Linked DNA regions of Mus musculus: region 2 is linked to region 1. The links are chromatin loops, found by intact Hi-C in ENCODE. Cell type or tissue: heart. All regions are shown on one strand. Each heading gives the region's core, and the rest is flanking DNA. Links, peaks and the distances in the headings are about the cores only.

What was found. Hi-C counts contacts between places; a loop is a spot of excess contacts. Peaks named below come from ENCODE experiments on the same cell type or tissue, not always from the same donor. Only the 100,000 strongest peaks of a DNase experiment are listed, where the experiment ranks them.
Region 2: it touches region 1 in a loop (3-fold over the local background); 10 of 42 quality-filtered maps call a loop at or near these places.

The regions. Positions count from the first base shown.
Region 1 is chr10:107,856,308-107,861,307 of GRCm38, reverse strand. Otogl (otogelin-like) reads left to right here. Exons shown (of 58, transcript NM_001177567.2): 21 at 168-242; 22 at 2,361-2,413; 23 at 4,178-4,340. Among named protein-coding and RNA genes, the nearest start is that of Otogl, 54 kb to the left of the region's middle. In heart, for the core only: a CTCF peak has its summit at 2,409 (motif pointing left); no DNase peak of the experiment used is centred there.
Region 2 is chr10:108,437,065-108,454,198 of GRCm38, reverse strand. Gm36283 (predicted gene, 36283) reads right to left here. Exons shown (of 3, transcript NR_155870.1): 2 at 2,977-3,230; 3 at 2,583-2,665. Gm36440 (a long non-coding RNA gene) reads left to right here and starts at 9,393. Exons shown (of 2, transcript XR_380772.2): 1 at 9,393-9,500; 2 at 9,610-9,881. In heart, for the core only: a CTCF peak has its summit at 7,899 (motif pointing right); DNase peaks (open chromatin) are centred at 7,368, 7,998, 8,398, 9,558 and 1 weaker place; H3K4me3 peaks cover 2,499 bases; H3K27ac peaks cover 4,443 bases.

The sequences.
Region 1 (5,000 bases), core at 1-5,000:
CTATGTCTAGTTAGTTGTCTGTCGTTTGCACAACATAGCTTTGTGCAGTCCCATAGAGTGGTGAAAGTCTATAGTGGCCAATTGCAGAGCGAAGAGTCAACAGTCATTTTGTTTGTGTTGGGAAAAAATTATATCTTATATTATTTACTTCACCTTTTCCCTTACAGATATCACTGCCGGTGTCATTATAGGGGGAGCATTTACCAGCCAGGGGAGCTCATTCCAACCCCCTCAGGCTTATGGTAGGTGTGTTAAAGAATATATTAACTATACATATATATGTATACCCATATATATATATGTATATCACATTAGAATATGGAATGTCTAAGGCATGTACTGGTGCTTGCAGAATAGATTTCTAAATTTAATCACCATGAAGTTAAACAAAAGCCCTTTACAATAAGCTTTTGTTAGTAGATGTTAAGAATAGGTAGGCATTCAAGCTACATCCTGAGGTCTTATAGGTTAATGGCTCATCTACACAGCTCAAAAAAAGAAAAATCAATTCTGGCATAGGTCTGAACCATAAGCCACATAGGAGTCACTCCTCATGATGGATATCAAACAGTGTCCAACCACACTCACAGACTACCATTCACTGTAGTTATGTCCTGTCTGCCAAAAATGCAGTCACGTCTGCATGCTACCCATTTATCCACACCTGTCTCTCAGGATCCTCCTTCTAGTTGCACTGCAGGGGCTCACAGCGGATCCCCTTGGGTAGACAATGACAGCGAGACAGGATTGCATGGTTTCTACTAACCTGGCACTGTTCTGAGCATGCTGTACACATTATTAATTAAGCCCTCATGAGTATAACTGCAAGAGATAGATCCTGCCATCTTACTCCAGTTTATACACGAGCAGAGTGAGGCACATGTAGTTAAGCAGCCCGATAATGGGGCTGGGATTTGTGCCCAGGCACCCGGCTTGGCAGTGCTCACTCAGTCGCAGACCTTGCTTCGCAGTTCATTTTAAACTAACAGCAAGCTATCATTCACAAATCAACTTGCCTTTATAATTAATTCCATCTTTTCCCCACCACCCCCTGATTAAAACACAAAGAAACAACTGCATCCTTTCCTGTGTAGAATATATGACTATCTACAGTTTCCCAAGCCAGAATTCTGAGAATCATTCCGACTCCTTTCTCATGCTCAACACTCCCATCTTGAAAATTCGTAGCAACCCTTGATTTAACTTGGTTTTATTTTCTTCATGTACATCAAATCCATTTTTCCCTTCCTGTCCTGCTGCCTTAACAGTGACACTCACCTCCTCTTCCCTGCCCCTCTCTAAAAATTATCTTTCCTTTACACTGCTATAACAAAATACCAGAGGCTGGCCATCTTATAAAGGTTTACTTAGCTCATAGTTATGGGGGCACAAGAGTGTTGGGTCCACAGGGAACAAAGAGTCAAGGAAGCCAAATCTTCTCACACTAACCCACCCTTGTAACCTGCTCAGTTCTGAGAGATTCACTTTAGGTTATAAACATATTCATCTTTTTCAGAAGTGGTTTCTCTGGTACCAAATCACTTTGTGCCTTAAGCTGCAGCTCTTAAAGTCCCACCTTTTGACAGTATCACAGTGGGGACCAATCCTTAGCACATGTCTGGGACTGGATAAACCATAGCAAAACCATTGCTTATTAGTCTCCTTGTCTGTAGTCTCCTTCCAAGTGTTGGAAGAACCTGTTTTGAATTCAATATCCTTAACATTATTTATTTAAACATAGTAAAATAAAATCCATCCTTCATTAGAGCCCAAACCAAAAATATTTAGCATAATGACCTTATTTGCATCCCTGTCCCCAACCTGGAAGAAGTATAATATGTAGACCTGGCTGTCTCACTTCCTTTATGACGTTGGCAGTATGGGCTAACACAGCTCTGAGTGACATTCTGTTGCTTAGAGATGCATGTGTGTAGTTTTCATGTGATGTACCTCTTGATATGTTGGTTTCTTCATTTTTCAAACATAGAACACATGGTCTGCTCTAAAGCTGAAGGGAAATCTGTGCCGGGATATTTCCAAGGGTCGTTATGAACAGAATTTTAGTAGTTTTTTAAATTTTTTTTTTTTTAGATCTTAGATATATTTTTGTGTTGAAAATGTGATGTTGTTTGAATTAATTGTATATTCTCCTGTTCTTAGAATATAAGCATTTGGGTCAGGCTAGTAACAATACCATGGAGCTTTTAATCCTCCTGTCTCTAACAAGGCCCCTCACATGGAGGTGTTTGATAAAATGTGTCAAAATTAGATAGCTGTCTTGGATGTGGACTGAAGGGAATGATTTATTCGTATAAAACTCAAGATTTTGGTCTATAAACTAACTATTTCTTTACTTCTAGCCAGTGTTCAAATGGGACTGTGAAATGTGATGAGCTAGCAACACCCTCTACTGGTGAGTTCCAGAAAAAGCTTTTCCCGAGCAGCATGCATCTCAAACACTGCCCCTGACTCTTCTGACAGAAGGCTCTTATGCACCTCCTTATCCAAGCACGGGAACATTGTAGTATCATGCATTCAGAACCACGTTCCAATGATTCCCGACTTTTTTTTCACATCACTAATAATATTTGTGGGACCGTGGAAAGTAAGTATTTAAGGCGGCTTAGAGACACTGATGGTCAGTCAAGCATGTAGCTTTTATATTGTCTACCCCAGCACCACCTCAGGTACCTGAAAGGCTTTAGGGGTATAGCCTGGATGCTGGTTGTAACGTAGTCGTGGATCAGAAAGCAGAAAATTCTATCCTAGGCCAACACGCCTCAGCTTTTAATATCCACACAACGAACTGGAGATCTTGTTAAGACTTATGATTTGATTTTGAATGCGAAGCCACCCCAGAGATTCTGAATACCTACCAATGACCAAGGCAATGCCAGTGTTTCTAGGTCCTGGGATGTGTCTGGGGAGCAAGCTTCTAGGGTTACATGCAACAAATGGAAAATAGCATACAACAAGAGTGTGGTGGCACTCTCCTGTAACCCAGCACTGAGAAAGCAGGGGGCAAAGCCATCCAGGCCTCAAGGACAGATTCAGCTATGCAGCATTAGAAGCAAACCTGGCTTGTGTAAGACTCAGTTATAAAAATGGAAAATAAAAACAAAGGGTTTATAAAATATATCCATTGCTATTTCTCTTAGACTGTAACTTTCCACTTTCCACTAGAGTATGTAGCCTGAAGGTCTACAAATTAGAGGGTCGCATAAATCTGTATTTTTGTCAGATGAATAACTTATGGACACATGGCTGTCATTCTGTTAGATAGGGATATTATGGTTCTGTTAGCTATTTAAATGTATGTGGTTAGAAATCAGCTTTGAGCTGAGCATGGTGGTGTGTCTCTATACTCATTAAAGAGGCTAAACCAGAGGGAGGACTTACAGACCAACCGAGGCTTGACAGTGAGACCCCGTCCCTTAAAACACAAAATAAAGCAATAAAATACTTTTTGAATTACACATTTACTTTATCAGGATTTAGGTCAGTCTGGGCAGGTCATGTGACTGGGCCTCAAAGCTAACACAATAGCGACTGGAAATCCTCACTTATGCCCCTTGTAGTTCAGGGTAGCTCACAGTTAAAGCAGGGATTACTAGGTAGCCTGCTTTCTCAACGGAGCCCTCACGAATCCATTCCTGTGGTCTCACCCAAGTGTCTTATTTGATCCCTGACAGCCCCAAAGACTTCTGGGAAACAGATACCCCCTGGACCCCGGTCATGCCTCCTAACAGGGGCCTCTGTACTACTCTACAGTGTAGTAGAGGTTGATGAAAATAATGACTCAGAGGCAAGGCAAGGTGAAGAAGTAACATGCATTTATTATGGCTTTGTAAATGCTTAAATGCGTATTGCAGCTTTCAGTCATTAAAATTGGTGTGTTTGAATTCATCTTGTTGACTTCAAGAAAGTATATGCTAGTTATTTAGTGAATTGTGGGGGAAGGATGGCTAAGGTTTTCAGGTTTGAAACAGCTTTTGGGAATTTTGAGATGGAACAGACTCTGGCTAGGTCGTGCTGATGAGCTCATAAACTCGGGGATCACAGAGAGCATTCTTTCACTATAGCGATCTGGTCAGTGGGTTTTGTTCGGATGATTTGTGCATAAGACTTTGGGCCAAATACAAAGTTAAAGCCGTGTTATCCATGCTTGTATCTGAAGTCCACGCCTGCCCAGAAGGGAAGGAATATTTTGACTGCAGGTTTCCTGACCCTGCGTTACCAGCTGGTGGTATAAACTGCGAGACGACGTGCGCAAACCTGGCCATGAACTTCACCTGTGCTCCATCCTCGCCTTGCATCAGTGGCTGCGTTTGTGCTGCAGGGTGAGTTCCCCTTTCTTGACAGTACAATCATTCATGATTTAGAGGACAATTAAAGTCTCTTAAAAATATCCTTGGGGTCACTAGGTAATGTGAGCTGGTTAATAGAATTTACCTGTCAGCCTAATGACCTGAATTGGATTTCTTGAACCTACATAAAGGTGGAAGGAGCTTGTTGATAATATCAAATTTTCCTCTGACCTCCATATTCATATCATGATACACATAGGCCCAGGTGTGCACATCACACACACACACACACACACACACACACACACACACACACACACACTCTTAGAAGTAATTAAAAAATACTCTTCACAAAGAATAGCCAAAATCTTTATTGAGAACAGTTGTTAGTTAACTTTGAGTTGGTAGCTAACTTTGAATTGGTAGATTGATGTAACTATTTTAACTAGGCTAATTTAGCATTGTGCAATATAACTAGAGTCATGCACCAAATTGAAGAAAAAACACATTTTAAGGTAAGGTTGGGATTTCTCCAAAATTGTTTGTGTATATATATATATATATATGTATGTATATAAATAATTTTATTTGGTTATTTTAATAAATATATAACCTTATACATGTGTGTGTATTTACCATCATATATATATACATATATATGTATTCTATTGATGCAATGGTTGTCATTGACAT
Region 2 (17,134 bases), core at 5,932-10,931, 590 kb before region 1:
ATGAATAGGACTCAGCCCACCAAAAAAAAAAAAAAAAAGAGCCGGGCATAGTGGCGCACACCTTTAATCCCAGCACTTGGGAGGCAGAGGCAGGCGAATTTCTGAGTTGAGGCCAGCCTGGTCTACAGAGTGAGTTCCAGGACAGCCAGGGCTATACAGAGAAACCCTGTCTCAAAAAACAAACAAACAAAAAAAGCCCCAAAAAAAGACTCAGCCCACTACAAAGCAATTTGCAATATAATAGTTTTAGACAGAAATGTGTGCAAATAATATCAAATCACTCAAAATGAAATTCAGGAAATCCCCCAAATCTGGGCAGAGTTCTCTTCAAGGCTGCCAGCAGCTGTTTCTGCCTGGACCTGCTTTCCCTCCGCCAACAGTACAGAGGTCAATTAGAAGAAGCAGGCCTTTGCTGAGCCTGCAATGCTCACAATTGCCCTGCCCCCAACCTGTGGTTCCACCAGCCTTGACTCCCTGGGCCTGCCATCTAGCTTGCTGCTTTGGGTAAGTATGAGTTGAGTAAATATTTTCTTGAGGCTGAAAATTTCTAACGATTTGGGTAAACAGACTCCAGAGTTTCTGGGGCTGGGCCAACCACACTTTTTCTTTAGGAAAAAAACAAAAAACAAACAACAACAAAAAAAACGCCTCATCCCTTTTCTTTCTGCCTTTTAAAGACATGTGGATAATTTTTGGATTAGCTTCTCTCTCTCTCTCTCTCTCTCTCTCTCTCTCTCTCTCTCTCTCTCTCTGGTTTTATTGAGTATGGGACTGTGGACAAACCCTGTTTAAGAAATTCTCCCTTCACGAAAGTAGGCCTAATTTTACATCTTCAGCTTCCCACCTATATGCTGACAGAAGTCCCGCCCTGTAAAATCATCCATTTAAAAGGATAAACAGACTCTCAGTAAACACCACAGTGTTTATTTGAATAGGAAAAATATACATAAGTAGTGGCCAGCAAGATGGCTCGGAGAATCAAGATGCTCCCTACCAAGGGTGCGGAGCTGAGTTTGGAGAGAACTGTGAGGTTTCTTCTTAAGCCCACACGTATACCGTGGCCTGTGTGTCCCAGCCCCACGTACATACACATAACAAATTAAGAAATGCAAACTATATAAGTAGAACATTTTGTAGTTTAGACTCATAGAAACAAACAAATCCCAGAGATCGTCCCATCTCGTGGTTTATGTCATGATTTTGTTTCATTTCTGTCTCTTTTGAAGGGCTAGGAAGCGAGCTGAGGACCTCGCGCATGCGTCGTAATCACTGGGCTACATCTCCCAGTCCTAACTTTGTCCAGGGTCTCACCATGTAGCCACGACTGACCTTGAATTCACTGGGTAGGTCAGAAGAGACGGAAACTCGTGATCCTCCTGCCTCAGCCTCTCACAAAGCAACAATTACAACCCTAGACCATCAGACGTGATCTCTTATTTTATGAACTAAAGGATTCACTCCGAGTCTATTTACTCATTCGCTCATGCATAACAAGTGACTGCAGTTTCGGTAGCGTTGGACCCTGCCTTACCACATCACGCGCTGTGGAGGAGAGGCCAGCAACCTGCAGTTTAGCAAGTCTTTCTAACACACCCACAAGCCTGAGGAATTCTTCCCTGCGCCCTATTAGTCAGGTGTATTAGTCAGGGCTCCTTAGCTTAACCGGATTAAACAGAAAAGGGGATCTGTTAGGCCATGCATATGAAAATTTTAGGGGGTAATACTTCTTCCTGAATAATCTGTGAAAAATAGTATATATTTTTCAATAGCTTCAAATGCCCTGCTCTGTGAACTAAATACTACTCTGGTGGGGTTATCCACGCCTTACTCCCAGGTAAACCGCGCCTGCCTGGTTTCCCAGTGCCGTCCAACAGATATTTAGGCACGAGGTTTGCGGTATTCAATTCCGCCACCACATCATGTCCATGTAACCCATTCTTGCAGGATCCATGACATAGCCGGGAGTAAAATGCTCTCCGTGCTCGCATCCCGTCAGAGAGCTTGCCTTGGCTTCACGAACAGCCTCATGTTTGACCATTGTGTGAAAATCCTATCTGCTCCAACTCTTCCTTAAGCATAGTCTTAGGAACGCCTATTCTATCTCGGATCTGACCCATACGGTATAGCCGTTGATTATCATTCTGTCAGGAACTGTTGTAGCATTTCTAAAACCTGGTATTCATTTCAGTAATTGCACGTGATGATAAGGATTAGAGGAATTCCATGTAAGCCAATGGTTGGCTGATTAAACCTCACAGGGTGGGAGGGACTTACATATCAGATAGTAACTCTTACTTGCCAAGTTCCAATGTGTTTCAACTAACATGACGTTTGTCCCATTTGTCTTCAGTCTGTCTCACTCACCTAGTGGGTGTGTTTGAGAGAGGCTATTTGTGTTTAGTGCAGCTTCTTCCATTTTGGGAGACTTGTAAGGGGAACCTTCAAAAGAAGACAACGCCTTTATCGGAGCAAAATGGGGAAGGGAATGTGGGCAGGCTGGCGATGTTGCAAGTTCATCTTCAAGCAGATGGTTTGTTTCATATCTGAGCTGAAGTTACTAATGCTCTCGTTACTGAAAGGTGGCCACTCTCCAAAGCTGCTTCATCTGCAGCAAGGGACATTTGATTCCCATTTGCCTGCGTACATCCTTGGTCCTCCAGGTGATCTGCGCTCCCGAGAGGAAGAAAACGGCTGTTGTTATCACAGTAAAATTAAATAATAGCCAACAACCATATCTTCTGCTATCTCCAGGAGTTGCCTTGCCCTCCTGGAGATTCATTCAAACCCCCCCCCCCACACACACACACACACACACATACACAACTGCCTTCTTTGCCATTTAAATTGGAGTTTGCTGTGAGAGAGGGACTGCTAGCTTTTCACCAGATGCATTTTCTTCTGCTTTATAAAAAACAACAAGACATCTAAATTTTTAAGGCGGAAAACGGCAGCCCCCAAAATAAAGACATTTCTCACCTCCGTGTCATGTACGTAAGTTTGGCCAGTGAGGGCTCACAGAGGGAGTTCACTGGAAACGAGAACAAAAGATACCCTTTGCTTCTGATTCTTCCTTGCTGTTTGCTGAAACGCAACCCTGATGTCTGGATGGAGGGTGGCCCTCCTGAAGCTGGAACTGGGAGGCAGAATGGGCTCCTGCGTGCTGGAGACAGCAGACCGTTCAATGGTTCGGAATTTCTGCAAGCTCCTTGTGAAATCCTTGTGGCTTGAAACTGTTCATGGTAGGAAAAAAATTTTCACCATAGGAATTAAGCAAATGCTACACAAATCAAGACTGCCTCCTCGCTACCCCTTGCCCTAAAAGTCAGTTTCCTCGTACTCCTGTGGAAATGACAGAGAAGGGCCTGAGGCCCTGAGAGTGATAAACAGCTCATCTTTCAAGCCTTAGATGACAGAAAACTCAGTCCCCCTCTTGCCTACTTATTTCCCTGTCTGCTTTCTGCCGGACAAAACCAAACCCAACTGGAACAAATTCCCACACAGAACCTGGGATCCAGCTACCACAGCTTTGCAACTTTAAGGTAATCGAAAAGGAATTTTCTGACTAGTTTTGCCTAAGTCAAGGATCCACATCTTAGCATTGTCTGTAGCAGCCAGGGATGTGGGTTCCATGGTACAAACCTGCTCCCCCCAAACTGTCCTTGTAATAGGTTCTGTAAGTTTACACCCACAAAAGAAGACAAGGGCCAAGCATGGCATTCGAATTAGTTCACCATGCTACCAGGAACATACGGATCTTTAGTGTCTAGATTCTATATTGTCTAGTCTATATCCCTTTAAGCCTATATATCTGAATTATTTTTCAAAACTCCATCATAAATAATGTCAACATGTTCTTTTCATAATTGTTAGATACAGATATTCTGTACCTGCTTAGCCATTCAATACTGTCCCTCATTACCTGAGTTTCATGTCCTAGTTATTTCAACATGGCCTCCCTCTTCACTTAGCGATTCCTTTATGTTGGTTCTAACACACAATTCTAACCAGAAATGCCTGACCGGGGCTGTTCAAATGACGATGCTTTGCCGGCAGAAAGGTACGAGAGTGTGGCCTTCAAGTGTCCACTGCAGTGCAGATCAAAACACCCACGAGAAAGCAAGACAGTAATGTCCCCGAGACAACAGGGGGATAGAGAAGCCCTTTGGCTTAATGAGAGGCCAGATATAACTGCATCAGGGAAGAGTGGTCAGCCTCTATAGCTGGAGGCTTGTGATTTGGAGAGCTAAAGGGACAGCAAAGGCCATGGCCACAGTAGTGAACAGAAATGTGTTCCAATCAACTCTGACATAATGACCTTTACTCCTATTGAATCAATTGCCATAGACGAATTCAAGGATCTAAATTTAGCACTAAATTACATGTATTTAAATGAATTTGTGAGTGGTCTGTTATTAGTTCCTTCACTGGATCTCACACAAGGCTAGGAGATCTGAGGTAAAGCATACAAATAGCAGACTTTTATCAAGTACAAGAGAATATCGCAGAATGTGACAAACCATGCTCCCAGAGAGGAAGTGGGCTGTTGTGTCCATGATCACAGTCTCCTTAGTAACTTCCATAAGATGCCGTAGCATCCATGAGGCCCCAGTTCCCTCACTGATGTCTGATCTTCAGATGGACATACCAGTCTAACTAGATCAATAGGACACAAAAGCCAGCGCTATTAGAATGTTCGCACAATCTCCTTTGAAGGAGATGCTAGGAAGGGATGTTCCCTCTCCTCCTCTGCCTCCCCAGAAAGGAGGGAAGTACTGTAGAAAGGTAGGCTCTATTCCAACAGTGGAAGACGAAGACCCAGATAGGAAAAGAGAGAATGAAGAGAGCCACTGAACAATAGGGACTTTAAAGGCCATAGGAAGACGAGACATTCCTCTTATACCCCAATGGACCAGAAGAAACAGATTTAGGCTCTGACCAACATCCCAAATAAAAACTGGGGAGAGAAAGCAGAAAAGTTGCATCTTAGAGAAAGATGGACAGGCCCAAAGTTGGCCGGGACCGAACTAGGGAGCAGGAATTCTGGGAAGGAAAAGAAAAGAATAGTAGCCTTTAAAGGGATAATTATTCTACCTCCTTCTGTTTTTTTTGTTTTTGTTTTTGTTTTTGTTTTTGTTTTAAGAATGACTTGAGGTGAGTCTACCTTCCTGGGGTGGTCCTGCCTTTTTTAGAAGAGCAGTGGTGACCTGACCCAACTGAACTATCTGGTCTCTACCACAGCCAGAGAGTTGGCGTCCCTTTGATCTGGAGGGGGTCTAGTTTCCCCTGAATAGACACTTACTACTGTTGGGTTACCTCCACTTTAATATACTGTATACTGAGTATCACTAAGAACAACATAAAACTCTGCATTACAGTCCATGTTTAAAGAACTCCGCAGATCTGAGGAACGGGGATTGCAGGAAGTCAACCTTTCTGTAGACGCAGTTGTTTGATGAAAAACTTTCGAGAAAACAAATGATGCAATTTACAGAGTAGCCGGAGTCCCTGCCAAAGTCCCTTCTTGCTTGGAGAGAACTGGGCTAGGCCTCCACAGGACGAGGCCGTGATAGAGATGTGACTCGCCACTGTCAACACCAAGCTGTGGAGTGAAGAGTGACTTGGAGAGGAAAGAGTCACCATCTCTGAACTGAGCCAGCACATGGTCCTCGAGAGCCAGAAGGAGGAGCCGGAGAGACAAGCTAACGTGCAGAGGATGTGCCAGCTGTCCAGACTGGATACTCTCTGGAGTAGCAAAAACCAAAGGGTTTCTTATAGCTCTTATCAACTACAAAGAAGGCTAGAAGGTAGCTGGGTTTAAGTCAACAAGCTTCTCAATTAAGCACGTATCGTGGCGCGAAGCAGATCACCGCACCTCGGGGACTCAGCATCCCCAAGGATATGTGGTATAGTCCTCCTAAGAGCCAGCACATGAACCGGCTCAGGGGGCACACGCCTTTAATCCCAGCACTCGGGAAACCAAGGCAGGCAGATCTCTGGAATTCGAGGCCAGCCTGGTCTACAGAGCCGAGTTCCAGGACAGCCAGGGTTACACAGGGAAACCCTGTCTGGAGAGGGGGAAAAGCCAGAGACATGAGATTTTCTATGTAAAACTCCAAAGAAACAGAGCCACGTAGTCAACACTGGTCAAATAAGCAGCTACGCCCTACAGAGAACACAGCAGCCTCTCTAGGGCAAGGAAGAGCCTTCAGATCCTATAGCAAGTGTTGTCGGGGTTGGGCTGGGGAGTAAGTGGGGGGGGGTGCTAATACTAAGGATTATCACCTCTACCTCTTTGAAGGAGGAGGCAGAGACTTTGAAAGCAACTGACTTTAGACATTGAAAATGAATACTGCCAGCCTTAAGACTTTCGGGATCCAGGGCACTGAGCTGAGGTGCCACTAAGGAGGCTTATGGCAAGTGGCAGGCAGAGAATTTTGACAGAGTACACTTAGTAACAATTACGGGGGGGGGGGGAACCCTTTCATGTTTGTACCCAGATGCAAGCAAATATCCTCACTAAACTGCTCTTATGTTAATGTTTGCACTTCCTGAACACAAGGAGAAGTGCCCCTCCACAGAGGTTTCCAGGGAAGCAACAGAAGGGACAGGGTGGCAGCTGTGATAAGGTTGTGGTGTTTGAAGGTTACGGTAAGTCTCCATCGAAGGCCAGATATATTGTAGAACAACGGCTGAGTTGAGAAGGGTGGAGCCCCAGAGTCCATCTCAGAAAAGAAATCATTCTCTTGAGCGACTCTAGTTGTCACAAAGGCTGTTGCGAAAGCAGTTGCGCTCTCGATGTAGTTTCTGGCTCCTCTGACGGCTGTCCTTATACTTGTGTGAGTTAAACGCAGACACAAATGTAGCCAAATTCAGACTGGGGACGGAGAGTCAGAACAACTGTTGTGTGGTGACACTTGGGAGCCAGTCCCTGGCTTTTTTTTTTTTTTCTTCCCTTTCTATTAAAAAAAAAAAAACAGTTAGCAAAAGTTCTTTGGCTTAGCAAACCAGATAGAGCATGCAACATTTGAGCCCCAATGCATGACATAAGAAGATGCCCATTTTCATTCAGACTCTGAAATCTCAGGATAAGGAATGAAATGTCAAATAATTTCACACATCTATAGTTTGCTATGCAGCCTTTCCCAGAGACCTCTGCTTCCAGACGAACAGACAAGGGGATTTCCGGCAACCGACACTTGGGTAGAAGGGTCAGTGCCACATCTTTAGGTAACTGTGGTCAGAGGTAAAGATTGCTCCTTCCACAGCTCTGATCCAAAACTTCCTTTCCCCCGGGGGTCTGAGAAGCAGCAGCGCCAGACAGTCTCAGCATTCCTGACATTCCCTAAGGGCTGAGGCAACTCTAACCCTGGCCGCTCCTCAGGCACCTGAGGGACTGGACCACTAGCTCTTCCGTGGGGAGCTGAGTGCAAGGACAGGAGAAAGCCCTAAAGGCAACGCAGAGGAGGGTTAGAAAGTTCAATAAACGATCCTGGTCTAACCAGCAACCCGGGCTCCTATGCTCAGGCCGCAGTGACTCACCTAAGCATGGAAAGAGCTGGAAGGAAGCTGAAAGCCCTTAAGTCCATCCTGAATAAAGATTTTTAGCTAGAATAACTTGGGGGGGGGGGGGGCGGAGCGCGCGTGCGCACACATGAACGCAGGCATGTATGCCTGCCTGCCTGCCTGCCTGTGTGTCCTGTGCGTGGAGTAGGCTCACTGAATCTCTTCAGATTCCCTGTGCTGAACAATCCTTACTAACTTTCCTTGTTCCCTGCTACTCTGTCAACCTTCCTGTCCCTTTGTCTTTCCCCATACACGATCTGGAAGCTTGCTAAGGTAAATGGGAGAACTGGAAGGGTTTTTTTTTTAATTCATTAAAACTGCACACAGCCACTAGAGGGCAGTGCTGATACGAGTCTCTCCAGATTTCCTCTCTCTTCAAACTCAGGCTGGCCCATCCGCACATCCTGTAACAGGATGTTTCTGAACTCTTCCTTCAATTCTCTGCGTAAATAAACAACCCAGGCTGGATACACCCAGACTCACATCCCAGTAAACCCGCGAATCACGCAGGTCCAAATTCCTGGTAACCTACAATCTTGCCTAATTTTATAACATACCACAATCAGAGCTGAAACTCGAACTCTGCCCGAGTTTTGGAATGCCTCTCAAAACGCTATCCGGAAGAGTTAAAAGAACTTTGCCAAGAAAAGGCACGTTAAGTGTTCTAGGGCAGCTTGGCTGTACATGATTCTGTTTTTATTTCTATAGTCAAGTTCTCAGTGTACGCTTTGGTCAAAAGCAGAGGAGCTCAGCTGGGCGAAATCTGTAAGATTAGTCATGTACACAAACAGAGGGACGGAGAGCCACGGATGTTTGTCTTGGCACTATGAGTATAAACTGGGGTCTGCTGAGTCTATCTCAGTGACTCAGTGGACCAAGAAAAGCAAAGATAAAAGCCGTGCGTTCCACGGGCAGAATTTCTTTTCCAAGTAGTTCAGCTTAGGGCTCAGGGATCTTGCACCTCCGCGTAGAAAGCAAGCCAGCATCTCACCACCCAGCCTTAAGCACTAGGGTAGCTGTCTCAGCCTGTGGGTCGCGACCCCCTTGACAAAGCTCTATCTCCAAAAATATTTACATTAGGATTCATAACAGTAGCAAAATTAGATTATGAAACAACAAAAGTAATTTTATGGATGGGGGTTCACCAGAACGTGAAAAACCACTGGAGGCTAACATGTGGCTGAAGACTAGGTAAAGCTGAAAGGGGCTTGACAAGGATACAGGGCTGGGCACAGCACTCTGGGCCCCCGGAGCTGGAGCTGTTCTTCTTCAGACACTCGTATTTACTGATACCAAGCTTATCTTTGGTTTCTCAGCAAAGGCAGATAAGGTGAGGGAAATATTTGTAGGCAGAGATTTCTGGAATTTCCCCACAGTGTTGAAATAGCCCCGAGAGTTCAAGAAGGCCATATTTGGACAATGATAAGTATGTTATTTTTTTTTTCTATCTTTTCTGTTTTCCCTGCTATATAATAACATTTAACCTCCTTCACACAAGGTCAGGGGTGCTGTCCCAAAACTGCCCCAAAGGCATCTCTTTTCCAAGGACAGGAGATCCAGGACCCTCCCAGGGTCATGAACATATATACTATGTTTCTAAAGGGAAAATGACCAACAGAGGCAGTGCTTACTGAAGTCAGACGGGGACTGTAACTCAGCAAACCTTCCTCATGAGGGAGAAGATGGGATAAACAATGGATTCCTAGCTGAAATCCTACAATTGTGGAGAGGTCTTCCAGGGCTGCACTGCACTTGGGGGAAGGGGGGGCAGGAGGAGAAAAGGGAGGAGAGAGAGAGGGAGAGGGAGGGAGGGAGGGGGGAAAGGAGAGGGAGGAGAGAGAAGAGGAGGGAGAGGGAGAGAGAACAGAAAAACAAAGATGGAAGTGTGTGCCATTAGGAGGCTCTGAAAGATTACTCCTGACGCAGCAAAACCTGAGGTAAAATGTTGACAAAGGGCGGAGGTGGAGACTCCACCCTCGTTCACCTGCTCCTGACCTCTGAGGCACTGTCAGCAAGACATCATCCATGAGTCTTTTTCTTTTACAGATGTTTTATCTACAGGATGGTGCGCCCCAGGAAATCAAGAAACAACCACCTCTCCTCTCTCCCATCACCTTACAAACCCAAGACCTGGCACACTGGGAAAAATAAAAACAGAACCGGGCAAGAGATTCTCAACGGTCCGTGAACTCCCGGTAGGAACTTGGCTAAATAGAGTTGTTTCGGGTACATGACAACTTGGCCTCTTCTGTGTTCTCCTGAATGTATAATTGATGTGGCCCATCTGTTTCCAGTAAAGGAACTTTTGTTTTGCTTTTTGTTGTTGTTGTTGTTTCTCCGCTACTTTCAGGCAGAACGAATGGCTTTCTCATTAGGCAGTGTTCACGGGCTCTTAGAAGACGCATTTAGAACAGAAAGCCCCCTCCCCCTTCCCACCCCAACACCACTTAGACTGCCAGCTGACTTGAGACTCTTCCTTCTCATTCCATGCTGGTTATATGAGAAATCCTGCTGGTCTCCGTGCAGGGAGCTTCCCAGGTGAGACTACTAAATACCCCGGGATGGGACAGTGTAGTTATTACAATCCCGTGGTACTCTCGTGGATGTGTGGGTTGGCAGCTGCCAGCCCCTGTCGTTCCGGGGCTTAGAGAAGGGAAATAACAAGGAACATCTTCTTGGGTCTCCAAGCTCACTCTGCAGGTATTTGCTGAGCATGCCTCTGGCATCCGAGTTTAATAATGATTAGAATCTAGCATAGCAAAAGAAAGCCAGGCTGTGTTCTTCCCAGTACAAGGAAACACACCACCAACAAAAACTTGAGTAATGGTGATTTCACATGCACAGAGGAGAAGGAGGTAGGAAGGGAGGAAGGGAAGAAGGAAGGGAGGAAGGAAGGAAGGAAGGAAGGAAGGAAGGAAGGAAGGAAGGAAGGAAAAAAGGAAGGTATTGGTGAAGTTGGAAAACAACTGAGAACCCTTCCTGATCTACTGAGGTAAAATGTCAGGAAATTCCTCAGAAAGCTATAGAGTCACCATATAGCAATCCCACCCATAAATGAATGCCTACGAGAACCAGAGCATGACTATTATCTAGTAACTAGTGCATGGCTATTCAAAGAAATGTTTCTCAGCCCCAACGTTGAAGTAACCCCAAAGTACTACCTACCAACTGATAAAGAAAAATGTGCTTCTTATGTATGGTGGCATGGGTTAACCCAAGAACATGCCTAGTGAAAAAGTCGCAGTGCGCTGGCTATTCCTGGTTGACACCTTGACTACATCTGGAGTGAACTACAATCCAGAAATGGAGGGCACACCTATGAACCAGACCTTGAGGCTGGAAGACACAAGTTTCTGACCTGGATCTTGGCATGGAGATCTTGAGGCACTGTGACCATGAAAAGTTTAGACCCAGACAAGGTAGTGCATGCCTTTAATCCCAGGAGACTAAGGCAAGGAGATCTCAGAGTTCAAGGTCAGCCTGGGACAAAGCAAGTCCCAGATCCAGGCGTGGTGGTACACACCTTACTCTGTGCCACACCTTCTGCCGGTGGCCTACATAAGGACTCTGGAAGAAGCAATGTTCACTCTTCTTCGACTGCTTGCGCTTACATGCCAGCACATCTGTTGGAACCTACTTCTACAGAAGACCAGCTGAAACAACTAGCCTCATGGGACTGAGCCACTACTGGATTCTTGGACTTCCCATTCACAGCTGCCCATTGTTGCGTTAGTTGGACTGCAGACTGTAAGTCATTACAATAAATTCCCTTAATAGAGAGAGGCATTCCATAAGTTCTGTGACTCTAGAGAACCCTGACTAAGAAGTGGGTACCAGGATTGGTTCTAGAGAAGCAGAAATCTAAAGATGAATCTTTTAAGATTCTGGAGTTGGTTTAATAACTTTCCAGCACCTTTAGCTACTGAAACTTCTCCAGCTACTCTTGCTCCTGGGAGCTCAGAGAGTATGGAGGGACCGTGGTGAGAACTGTATTTCAAACTTAAAGAAGCAAATACCTTTGATGATCTTGATCAATCAATTGTGACTGGTAATGAATTAGGTGACCCAGTATAAGAAGTTTTCTATAATTTGGGGGAAAATAAGATAAATGATTATGTCGAAAAGCCAAAAGAAGAAAGAGAGAGAGAGAGAGAAATGATTTTGCTGGCTTGTTGCTCTTAGTATCTCTGGACAACTTGATAAAGGAAGAGAATGAGCTATATGATAAGAATGTATTGGCCCCAGATGCACATAAACACTCTAAAGGTTTTTAAGTGTGCCCTTGAAGGGAATCTTCTCTCCAGCAGCCATAGAGCTCATGTTGCAGAAAATCAAACAGAAGCCCTTGTTATAAGGTTGGTTGAATTACAGCAAAAAGTCAAGTCTCAGCCGCAGAGAATGACAGCAGTTAAAGGAAGGGCATTAATTGGCAAAGAATTAATGGGATCCTATAACTTGAGATGGGGACATGTGGGAAGACCCTATTGAAGCTGAGAACTTTGAATCCTCAGATTCTCAAGGGTTTACCCCACCGGAGGAAATTGTTCCCCTCAGCCCCACCCCTTGAAATAATACCTTTTTTACATGAGAAAATTAATAAATTAATCCTTCATTGTCTGATAAACCAGCAGTGACTTTCTCAGAGGAAAATGCCAGACAAGACAATACTGATGTTCCTCAAGGCCCACCAATAGTTTCTTCCAGACCTATAACCAGACTCAAGGCCAAGCAGGCCCCTAGAGGGGAGGTAGAAAGTGTAGTCCATGAGGAAATTTGCTGTACTACTAAGGAGCCTAATGAGTTTGCTAATTCATTCAAGCAGAAGTCTGGGGAATATGTGTGGGAATGGATTGTAAGGGTGTGGGATAATGGTGGAAGGAACATAAAACTAGAGCAGGCTGAGTTTATTGACATGGGCCCTCTGAAAGGAGATTCTGGATTTAATATGGAAGCTCACACAGTTTTAAAAGGTGTCAGAAGTTTGTTTGAATGGTTGACTGAAGCATTTATCAAAAGATGGCCTACTGAAGAGGAGCTGGTAAGACCTGGTATTCCTTGGCTTAGTGTCGATGAGGGGATTTTAAGGCTCAGGGAAAATGCAATGCTAGAGTAGATACGCCATGTAAAGCCTAATCCTCCACAATGGGAAGGTCCAGAAGATGCCCTTCACCAGCCCGATAAGACGCAAACAGGTGACTGGGGCACCAGCACAATTGAAGAGTTTTGTTCTTGCCCTTTTCCTTGTGCCAGACTTTCGTGTTGGAGATGCCGCTGCTCAGTGGAATTAAATGCAATGGGTTTAATTGGGCCCCAAGATAGCAAGAGCCAGGTGGCAGTATTGAATTACCAGAAACAAGGTAATCATAGTTGTTATAATGGGCAGCATAGACAAAAACGTTTATGGTGACCTAGCCCGTAATGGTCAGCACAAGAGAGGTGAAATTTATAATGGCATGTACGGACCTTTGGACTGGCTAATCTATTGAAGTGTTTCCAGGCATGAAATAGATAAGAAGTCGACTGCATATCTATTTGATCTGTATACGCAGAAAAATTCTCAAACAAAGGAAAGAAAGGCTACATTGGATCATGGCAAAAGGCAATCTCGGCCAGTGAATCAATTTCCAGACTTGAGCCAGTTTGCAGACCCAGAGCCCCTTGAATGAAGGGGTGGCCAGGTTTCCCTGAGGAAGGATTTTGACACCTAAAAGTTTTGCTGTTAGCCTTTCTCCAGTTCTTCCACAGAGGGACCTACGTCGTTTTACAAGGGTGACTGTCTATTGGGGGAAGGAAATAATCAGACTTTCAGGGGTCTATTGGCTACTGGTTCTGAATTGAGATCCCAAAAAACATTGTGGCCCTCAAAATAGAGGCCTATGGAAGCCAGGTGATTAATGGAGTTTTGGCTGATGTCCAATACCTCGTAGGTCCAGTTTGGGGGAACACATCCTGTGGTCATTTCCCCAGTTCCAGAATGTATAACTGGGATAGATTTAGAGGTTGGCAGAATTCTCATGTTGGCTTTCTTCTGACTAGTGAAGTGAGGGCTATTATGGTTGGAAAGGCCAAATGGAAGCCTTTAGAGTTGCCTCTGCCAAAGAAAATAGTGACTCAAAAACAGTATCGTATTCCTGGAGGAGTTGCAGAAATTACTGCCACTATCAAGGACTTGAAAGATGCAAGGGTGGTGGTTCCCACCACATCTCCCTTTAAGTCTCCTATCTGGCCAGTGAAGAAGACAGATGGAGAATGACAGTTGACTATTGAGCTGGGCGTGGTGGCGCACGCCTTTAATCCCAGCACTCGGAAGGCAGAGGCAGGCAGATTTCTGAGTTCAAAGCCAGCCTGGTCTACAAAGTGAGTTCCAGGACAGCCAGGGCTATACAGAGAAACCCTGTCTCAAAAACAAAACAAAACAAAACAAAAACAAACAAACAAAAAACCCAAAGAAACAGACAAACAAAAGACAGTTGACGATCAAAAACTAAATCAGGTAATAACTCCGATGGCAGCTGCTGTACCAGATGTAGTTTCCTTACTTGAGCAAATTAAGACAGCTCCTGGCACCTGGTATGCAGCTATTGATCTGGCAAATGCCTTCTTCTCAGTACCTGTCCATAAGGACCACCAGAAGCTTTCAGCTGGCAAGGCCAACAGTATACCTTCACAGTTTTTCCTCAAGGATATATTAACTCTCCTGCCCTGTGTCATAACTTAGTTAGAAGGGATCTTTTTTGTTGTTGTTTTGTTTTGTTTTGTTTTGGTTTTTTTGAGACAGGGTTTCTCTATATAGCTCTGGCTGTCCTGGAACTCACTCTGTAGACCAGGCTAGCCTCAAACTCAGAAATCTGTCTGCCTCTGCCTCCCAAGTGCTGGGATTAAAGGCATGCGCCACCACGCCCGGCCTAGAAGGGATCTTGATCATCTGTCTCTTCCACAAAATATCACATTGGTGCACTATGTTTATTGATGACATTATGCTGATTGGATCAAGTGATCAGGAGACAGCACCACTCTGGATTCATTGGTAACACATATGCATAACAAAGGATGGGAAATAAATCCAACCAAAATTCAAGGACCATCTACCTCAGTGAAATTCTTTGGAGTCCAGTGGTGTGGGGCATATTCAGATATTCCTTATAAGGTGAAAGATAAATTATCGTACCTGGCCCCGCTCACTACCAAGAAAGAAGCACAACGTTTAGTGGGTCTATATGGATTCTGGAGACAACACATCCCTCTTTTGGGTGTGTTACTTAGGCCTTTTACCAAGTGACTCAGAAAGCTGTTAGCTTTGTGTGAGGTCTGGAACAGGAGAAGGCTCTTCAACAAGTCCAGGCTGGTGTGCAGGCTGCTCTACCACTTGGACCATATGATCCAGCAGACCCGATGGTACTTGAGGTGTCTGTGGCTGATAGAGATGCTGTTTGGAGCCTCTGGCAGGCCCCTGTAGGTGACTCACAGAAGAGACTTTTGGGATTTTGGAGCAAAGCTCTACTATCATATGCAGACAACTATTCTCCCTTTGAAAAACAACTCTTGGCCTGCTAGTGGGCCTTAGTGAAAACTGAATGTTTGACAATAAGATACCAAATTACCATGCAAACTGTACTGCCCATCATGAGCTAGGTGTTGACCCACCAAGTCATAAAGTAGGATGTGCACAGCAGCAGTCTTTTATCAAATGGAAGAGGTCCCATGATCGGGCCCAAGTAGGGCCTGAAGGCACAGCTGTTCATTGTTGGGTTCCTTGGACTACAGATTATAAGTCATTACAATAAATTCCTTTAAAATATAGACATATTCCATAAATTCTGTGACTCTAAAGAACCCTACAACAGGCAGATTCACAAATAATGTATGATTCTCTTTATATTAATGCGTAGGCAAGGTAAGAAAGCACAGATAAAAGTAGATCAAGAGTTATTATATAGTTGGGAGAAGAGTAACAAGCAAGGGTTGTCAAAGGATATGAGAGATTTGGGCTTTGATAAAAAGTATTCTGAAATTATATTTGATGACTGCACAACCTTCTCAATATACAAAAAAAAAAAAAAAAAAAAAACAACTGAATTATATCTTTTGAAAGGGGGACTAAGGTAAAGTGGTACTCAATAAAACAAGGTTATTCTCCCTCATGTCATTAGTGTCATATTAGAACAGAATGCCGCCGGGCGTGGTGGCGCACGCCTTTAATCCCAGCACTCGGGAGGCAGAGGCAGGTGGATTTCTGAGTTCGAGGCCAGCCTGGTCTACAAAGTGAGTTCCAGGACAGCCAGGGCTATACAGAGAAACCCTGTCTCAAAAAAAAAAAAAAAAAAAAAAAAGAACAGAATGCCATGCTGCACAGCTGAGCCAGAGACTTTAAGCATGAACAGTAAGAGGGACAGAGGAGGAAGAAGGGATCCACTCTTAGGAAAGACCGGGTTGGATGTACTTAGTGCACGGGTACAGGACCGTGGGCTAGGGCACTCCATACCATGAAGGGACTCTAGCCAGCCCAAACATGGCAAACCTGGTTCTGACAGCCCTTGACCTTCTGCCCATTTCCTCTGCCTTTCTAAAAACTGTTAGATGACAGACAGTCCTGAAGCTAGCCACCAAGGTCTATTCCCTTATTTGGCCACTTTCTCCTCCTGAGGCTGACTACCAAGGTCCAGCTATTCAAGTATTGAAGTCTACCAATCAAAAGCTCACCTAATTAACATGCCCAATTAAAATCAAATACCTCATCCTAACAGGGGGTTTCCTCTTTTGCCTTTATCAACTGTCACTTGCCTATGGGCCATGTCTGTCTCCTCTCTGGCCAGAGGCAGTCCTTTGTGACTCCGGGACAAATACCCCTGCCTCTTCTCCCTAGTTCTCGCTAGTTTTCTATTTCCTGTCTTTGTCTCTTACTCCCTCCCTCTGTGCCTCTGGGGCAAATAAATCTCTGTGCTAAGAACTGGGTCTTGGGAGTGTCCAGTCCATACTGGTCCCTTCCGTCTGTTTGATGGGTATGGTATTTAATCCTGATGGGTGGAAGCTGTGTTTGCAATGCTCAGTGCACAGAAACGAAGCTAGGGATTGAAAACTGCTGATAAGCCCGAGTCAGGCCCTCACCCCATTTACAGAACCCTGTGAAAGAGAGAGAATGACAAGATCGTCTTTAGTCTTCTGAAAGGCTGTTTCAAAGACAGAGTGGAGAGCGGGCTGGAGGAAGGAGGAGTAGCTTGGAGGTTATTGCACTGTGTCAGAACTGGCTTTTCCCAAACAGAAAAAACTGGGAGGCTGGGGAAGTGCATCCAAGCGTCCTGCCATTCCCTGCCAACCACAGCAGCACTGGGCTCCACCAGGAAGAACGATGGACCTTCATCTGGAGGTGGTCCTGATGCAGAGGCTGCGGGCAAGTTTTCCAACATGCCCTACTCCAGGTGTTGACCCAGACTTTAAATTCATTTCTCTCTTCACCCAAGTTCCATGATCAGACCAGCATGAGAACAACCATCCTCAACATTTGCCACGGAGAAAGATGTATTAAAATGATTGTAAATTTGAGGGTTAGCAACACTTAACTTCAAGTTCCTGC